2 separate regions of the Homo sapiens genome follow, and region 2 is linked to region 1. Evidence: chromatin contacts called from ENCODE Hi-C data. All regions are on one chromosome and are shown on one strand. The core of a region is the stretch at or near the end of the contact, and the rest is flanking DNA. Distances in the headings are between cores, read along the strand shown.

Evidence for each region. A loop is a pair of places that touch in the nucleus more often than their neighbours do. Pooled maps may share reads with other maps.
Region 2: a loop to region 1 is called in a map with no recorded cell type, with 12 times the contacts of the local background. The contact joins two enhancer-like sites. A Hi-C loop is called at or near these places in 9 of 37 single-sample maps with no recorded cell type and 5 of 50 pooled maps.

The regions. Positions count from the first base shown.
Region 1 is chr2:10,863,357-10,867,020 of GRCh38, forward strand. No RefSeq gene overlaps it. Among named protein-coding and RNA genes, the nearest start is that of LINC01954, 13 kb to the right of the region's middle. RefSeq lists silencers at 527-576, 1,607-1,776. Within about 2 kb of position 1,780, at least 3 of the 41 ENCODE cell types and tissues checked have a DNase peak (open chromatin) inside an H3K27ac peak, as active enhancers do.
Region 2 is chr2:11,103,426-11,107,089 of GRCh38, forward strand. It overlaps FLJ33534 (Putative uncharacterized protein FLJ33534), which reads right to left. Exons shown (of 9, transcript NR_040080.1): 7 at 3,271-3,362; 8 at 1,892-2,237. Among named protein-coding and RNA genes, the nearest start is that of FLJ33534, 27 kb to the right of the region's middle. RefSeq lists enhancers at 284-363, 374-543, 564-713, 1,522-2,021. Within about 2 kb of position 1,571, at least 3 of the 41 ENCODE cell types and tissues checked have a DNase peak (open chromatin) inside an H3K27ac peak, as active enhancers do.

The DNA.
Region 1 (3,664 bases), core at 530-3,029:
GAAGAGGTCAGGGCTGGAGCCCTGGTGTGGAAGTTCTTCACATGGAAGGGAGAGGATAAGATAGGCAGGGATGAAGTAACTGAGGGAGACGATGTACAGAGAAAAACCAAGAGCAGAAACCTGCAGGTGCTCTCCTTTGGGGATCAGAGAAGCATCAAGAAGAGGATTACGTGCAGGAAAGTGGCAGAGACGTAGTTCAGGAAAGCCTACCAGGAGAGGAGGCGTTTAGAGGGATGATAATGTGGTTCATTATAGACATGAAAATAATCTCACTATCGTCATAATAGGTGTGAGACTCCATTACAAAAAGCATGTATGAAATCCCTTCTGGATTGGGCACCATGGCTTATGTCTGTAATTCCAGCACTTTGGGAGGCCGAGGTGGGAGGATCACTTGAGTCCAGGAATTTGAGACCAACCTGGGCAACATGACACTACCCCATCTCTACAAAAAACCAAAAAATTGGCTGGGTGGGTGTGGTGGTGCGTGTCTATAGTTCCAGCTACTTGGGAGGCTGAGGTGGGAGGATCGCTTGAGCCTGAGAGGTGGTGGTTGCAGTGAGTCAGCTGTGTTAACGACACTGCACTTCAGCCTGGATACAGAGCGAGACCCTGTGTCAAAAAAAAAAAAGAAGAAGTAAAGAAAACACATACACACACCCACACAAACACACACACACACGCGCACACACACACGAAACCCCTTCTGTAAACAAATGAGGATGTGGTCAGTGCCCTTCAGCTCAAGCCACAGACCAGCATCTGAACAACCCTGGGCTCATTGCAACCAGGAAGGGAGCACACTGCGCAAGGCCCTGGGGTGTCTCAGGAGAGGGGTTCAGGAAGGACCTGCTCACTTGGGCTGCATTAGGGGATTTGGAAGAGGTTTTAAGGATGCGGAGCTTTCCTCCTTGGATTGGATTCTATCGGAAAGCAGGGCTAATTCTGTGAATTGTGGTCTTAAATCTTTTCCAGAAGGAGAGAGGAATGAAGTGAAGCTAGAGCTGTTCTTGGTGAATAAACTGCAGTCCCTCATAGTAGCCAGGCCAGGGAGTGTTTGAAACAGCAGGAGGGACGCCTGAACTCTTAGGGGAAGAAAGCAGGAGATAGTGGGTGCGGTGACGGGAGGGAGTGGAGGATGGCCTTTCTGTAGGGAAGGAGGGGGCTGGCTTGGGAGGAGCAGAGAAGTTAGGACGATCCTTCTGTGACCCACACAGACAAAGAGCTCCCGGTCATGGCTTTTTGATATAAAATCTCAGCCGCTGAGCTCGCTAGCATTTAGGACTCAGGAGCGCACACGGCTGCGGTTGCTTGTTTTTCCAGCCGTCTCTTCATTTCTTTGCTTGATTCCCAAGCATGTGTCAGAGTTAATGGAGCGGTTCTATTATTAAACCACTTAGAAATTTAAAAGGCAATGTACTCAGGTTTGAATGGGACCATTAGTTATTGGGAAAACAACATTTGTAAGAGAATTCCTTATAAAGCTCAATGTTACCCCTTGGAACCACATCCCTGAAAAAAACAGGATCACCTCCAGAGCTTAGAAACCGGCTACTCTGTGCATTTGGTAAAAAGCAAAGGCATCTCTATTTCCAGTGGAGTGCTTCACGAAACACTTCAAAATATAGATCTGAAACTCGCTTTCTGGTTTAGTGTCTACCGAGAAGGTGAGATTCAGTTTTCACTTTTGAAGAAGTGTGCAATGCTGCTGAAAGCCACAAGGGCTTCCTTTGGCAGAACCTACACCTGCTAAGATGCCAGGGCGCCATGCGCCGTTCTGTTCTTTACTGAGAGTCATCAAATGTATTTTAAACTATATTTTTGTTGATGGAGGCATGGTGGCTTTAGGATATGGTGAAGATGTGGAAGGGGCCGGGGTGGGGGACTGTCAGCTGGGCAGTCTGGAGAGAGTCCTAGGAGGTCTTGTGGCATTATCTGTGCCCCAGTTCTATTTCCTGCTGGCTAGCAGACACAGAGCAGCCTCGACCTTGGCATTAACCCATGTTTGCGTGGCTCAGCAATTTACAAGTCTCATCCATAGGCATTACTTCACCCATTTCAGATCTCTCTCGGAAACAGGTGCAAATAGTTTCCTTCAAAGGGCACACATTGCTCACACAGTCAGAGTCAAGGCGAATTTGAATTGTACCCACGAATTTGAATTGTACCCAGTTCCAAATTTGTCTGGCCTCTATGTGCCAAGTTAGACATATGTATGTGTGCATAAATGAGGTGTCTGGCACGGGACCTAGAGGCAACTGGGAAGGGTGAAAAGCTAGATTTGGAGCTATGAAGACCTGAGTTCAGGTCTTGGCTTGGTCTCTTATTAGTTACTTGACGTTGGGCAAGTTATTTGCCCCTCTGAGGGTAAATTTACCTCTTCTACAAGATGGAGCTGGTTACAGTACCTTCTTCTCAGAGGGATTTCGAGGCACATATGAGACATGGAATGTGGAAGCATCTTATAAATGATGAAGCACCCTGCATTGGAGATCACCGGCAAACTCAGCGTGTCTCACGGAGGGTGTGATCAGAACGCTGGAAGACCTTGGAGTCCTATCGTGTGTGATGGTGAAAAAACCAGCATGGCTTAGCCCCAGAGACAAGTTCATCCCTCACTGCCAGTTTCTGGCAGGTCGACACGGTGTAGAGGAGCTATGACAAAGCGAGTGGGTCCCTGGGGGACTTCTGCTGAGTCACCTCTGAGTCTCAGTGCCCAGCCCGGTGCCCAGCACATGATGGGGAAGTAGAATCTAATCGAACAGTGACCACTAGGAACCACAGGTGCACTTCTTCTCTCCTTTGTTCCTCCCTCTTCCCTCTCCTCCTCCTGTTTATTTTTGTGTTAGTTCTCTCTGGCTGATGTTCAAATAGCTCTAATTATTGAGTTGTCATTTTGCATTTAATTGTTTGCCCATGAGTTGATTCACTTATTTAACACAATTTATTCCAATGCACACACTTATTGTGCAAAATGAGAGCATTTAGCTGTGACATTGACAGGGGATCAGAGACCAGGAACAGAGTTCAAGAACGCTCTTCCTGAGCAAGTCAGCTGAACACTACTCCCGCCCCAAAGCCTCCTTAGTCAGGTAACACTGCCCCCACCCCAAAGCTTCCCTATCCGTGAAACTGGGAAGAAGACAACTCTGTCCTCAGTATTGTGGAGCAGATCACATATGTGTGAACACTCTGTATTAACTGAGAAGATATGAGGTCTTTTTCGCAGAACAGATGCTTCCCAGAGAAAACCAGACAGTTGCCATCCAGAAAGAGGGGTGATGACGGTCAGCGAATTTATAAGGTAGAGTCTTCAGACCAGGGAAAAATCACTTTCAGGGATTCTGGAAGCTCCTGGGGAGCACTCATGGGGTCATCAATTCTTGCTGAGGAAGTTAAATCAATCAGCAGTAGTTCCCAGTTCTCTGCAAATGCTATAATGTCCTTGGGGGATATTAAAGCTACTTTTTCTCTAAAAGAATGAGGAATGGGGAAAGGAGTTCATAAAAGCTTGTTCCATTCAATGCTGAGCTATTTGGTGTTTGAAAAAAATCTTTGTTTGCTGCCCTAACCAGATGAGTGGCTTAAATAATATAAATGTATTTTCTTACAGTTCTGGAGGCTGGAAGTCTGAGATTGGGCTGCCAGCACAGCTGGGTTCTGA
Region 2 (3,664 bases), core at 321-2,820, 240 kb after region 1:
CAGGGGTGAGGGCAGTGGGAATGAGCAGTAAAGGCCTCAGCCAGGCTCACAGGCAGCTCTGAGTCTGCGCGGCTGCACAGCAGCCTGAATCAGGCAGGTGGCCCTGACGTTACCTGGCATAGCAATCAGCCACTAAAGCAGGTGGCACGGGAGGAGCATGAGCTTACGCCAGGCAGCCCCCTCCAGGTGAGTCCTGGGAGGCGATGCCTGTGCCTCTGTCTTGGAGGGGGAGTTTGGGGCGCCCCCCCACCACAGCATTCACACGCACCATGCTGGGCTTCCCGGCCAGGCCCCAGGCTTGCCCGCAGAGGTGAGCCCGGCTGGGGTGGGGCCTTACACCTGGTGCCTGTGTCAGCCTCCCCTGGATGGGATTTGGAGTTTCAGTGGATACCAACACCCATGGAGGGCCCACGATGACCTGCTTTCCAATTAAGTGAACACCTCAAAGTCCCTTCCGGCGTAAACAATCTCTGATTCCTTGATTTAATCCTCCACAGTTAAAGGAACCTCTGCACTAATGGGCTTGAGTGACGTCTTTTTGCACAGTAATACGTGGTCGTATAACCCCCACAACGTGTCTCTAAATCCATGTAACAGTCACTGCTCTCAATAGTGATCACAGTTGTGCAGAATTGAGATCTGAATGCTGGTTGTGGTTGTGCAGAGCTGACATCTGAATGCTGGTTGTGGTTGTGCAGAGCTGACATCTGAACGCTGGTTTTGGTTGTGCAGACCTGAGATCTGAATGCTGGTTTCGGCTGTGCAGAGATGAGATCTGAATGCTGGTTTCGGCTGTGCAGAGATGATATCTGAATGCTGGTTTCGGCTGTGCAGACCTGAGACCTGAATGCTGGTTTCGGCTGTGCAGAGATGAGATCTGAATGCTAGTTTCAGCTGTGCAGAGATGAGATCTGAATGCTGGTTTCGGCTGTGCAGACCTGAGATCTGAATGCTGGTTTCGGCTGTGCAGAGCTGAGATCTGAATGCTGATTTCAGCTGTGCAGACCTGAGATCTGAATGCTGGTTTCTACAGTGGATTTGTCACATTCACACGTAGCGGGGCTTGGGACTTGAATGTATCTTTTTGGAGGGACACAATTCAACCCATAACACGCCCCTCCTGGGCACCTGCACCTGGTGGCGGCCCACACTGTGGATAAAGGCCTGGCCCCAGGCTCCACTCGGGACAACCCTGAAGGGGTGTGCCAGCTCCAGAGCTTCCCCAGGGACCAGCGGTTAGGGCATCACTGCCCGACGACTCCCTCTACCCCACTGGCTTTCCTTCTCTCCCTTCACAGACCCTAAACCCAAGAGCACTGCCCCGCCACCAATAAACACTCTTCTGTCTCTGAGTGAGCTTCCCCGGGGACCCAACCTGCATCAGGGACTCACCTATGTGGGGACATGGCCCATGCTGACGCGTGGCCTGGGGGACATGCCCCATGCTGAAGCATGGGTTGGGGGACACGGGGCCCATGCTGACGCGTGGGTTGGGGGACATGGCCCATGCCGACGCATGGCCTGGGGGACATGCCCCATGCTGAAGCGTGGGTTGGGGGACACAGGCCCATGCTGACACGTGGGTTGGGGGACACAGGCCCATGCCGACGTGTGGCCTGGGGGACACAGGCCCATGCTGATGTGTGGCTGTGAAACTAACACATCACCCAAGGCCTCCAGGTGAGGGTCCCCTCATAGCCACGCTGTGACAGGACGAGGTTGTTCCAGAACGTTTCAGAGGCTACCCCTAGGCAGCCATCTCCAGACTCCATTGATGAGCAGCCTTGGGAACCTCCCCCCACCCCACTGTGCCCCACCCGCGTCTGATGATCCTCCCGGTCTGTAAACCTTGGCCCGGCCGACTTTAAGCAATTGTCAGTTATGTACTCACTTCTGCCTCCAAGACGTCAGTCAGCCTCTACTGTACACGGCTCACACTGGGCGCCAAGGACGTGTAGCTCACGGTCATGGCCCTGACCTCGAGTGGCTCAGACTCGGTGGGAATGAAGACAAACACACAGCTTTCCATGACACAGAGTGACGGGTGTGGGAGAGGCAGCCGCCGGCTGCCGTGGGAATCCAGAGAAATGAGACTCAATCCAGACCCGGTCCACGCAGGTGCCTCAGAGACAGTGAGGGGGATGGTGGTCCTGGGAGGGGCACACTGTGGCTGCTCCTGCACAGCCAGGGAGCTACAGGGGTTTCCACGTGGCCAGGCGCAGCAGGGAGGCAGGCACCTGATTGTGAAATGAACAACTATTGAGCTCCATAGGTTACTAAACTAGTTGGAGGCAGCTATCCCCAGTACTACTCGGGCCACAATACAATGCCTGATACTTTTGGTGGCTGTGGATCTGTACCGTGTTTAGCACACGGCCTGGGAGTTAGGACCCTCCCTCTCCCCTTTTCTGGTCTGGAGGTTTCACCTGAACCCTATTCATTCCACATGGGGGGCTGATTTTTTTGATCAGATCAGTCCTGGGTCTTCACCAGCTCATCTGACTGGTCTGCCAAAGTTACTTCAACTTTAATTTATGAATTCTGTGACCATATTCCTCACATCACAGGATTTCCAATCTTCAGATAAGAGAGGGAGGGTAAAAACCTTTGGGTCAATTTAGTTAGGTTTACACTTTGAGAACTAGAAAATTTCTAACCAGGGAAAGTGAAAGAACGTGAGAGCCTCGGCACAGGTCAAATGCAAAAACACCTAAGAAATCAAGACAACTGAAAAGAGAGGCTGGGCGTGGTGGCTCACACCTGTAATCCCAGCACTTTGGGAGGCCGAGGAGGGCAGATCACTTGAGGTCAGGAGTTTGAGACCAGCCTGGCCAACATGGTGAAACCCTGTCTCTACTAAAAATACAAAAATTAGCCAGGTGTGGTGGGCCCCTGTAATTTCAGCTACTCGAGAGGCTGAGGCATGAGAATTGCTTGAACCTGGGAGGTAGAGGTTGCAGTGAGCCAAGATCGCACCACTGCACTCCAGCCTGGGGGACAGAGTGAGACTCTGTTTTAAAAAAAAAGAAAGAAAAGAGGCCAGTAGTCTGAAGACAGGAAATGCCAGCTCAGTTTTCAAAAACAGAGGAAAGGTGAATTCTAAAAACCAACTAGGCCTGGTGCAGTGGCTCATGCCCATAGTCTCAGCACTTTGTGAGGCTGAGGCAGGAGGATTGCTTGAGTCCAGGAGTTTGAGACCAGCCTGGACAACATAGTGAGACTCCCCCCGCCCTCCATCTCTACAAAAAATTAAAACATAATAGTAATTACCCAGGCGTGATGATGCACATATGCAGTTGTAGCTACCCAGGAGGCTGAGGTGGGAGGATCACTTGAGCCCAGGAGGTCAAGGCAGCAGTGAGCTATGATTGAGATGGGGTGACAGAGTGAGACCCCATCTCAAAAAAATAAATAAATGAAAAATAGAAACAAACCAGCAAGCCTGACCAATTTTGAGCAAAATTCCAGTATGCAGTAATTTTTTTTTTTTTTGAGATGAAGTCTCACTCTGTCACCCAGACTGGAGTGCAGTGGCACAATCTCTGCTCACTGCAACCTCCGCTTCCTGGGTTCAAGCGATTCTCCTGCCTCAGCCTTCCAAGTGGCTGGGACTACAGGCATACACCACTGCGCCCAGCTAATTTTTGTATTTTTAGAGACGGGG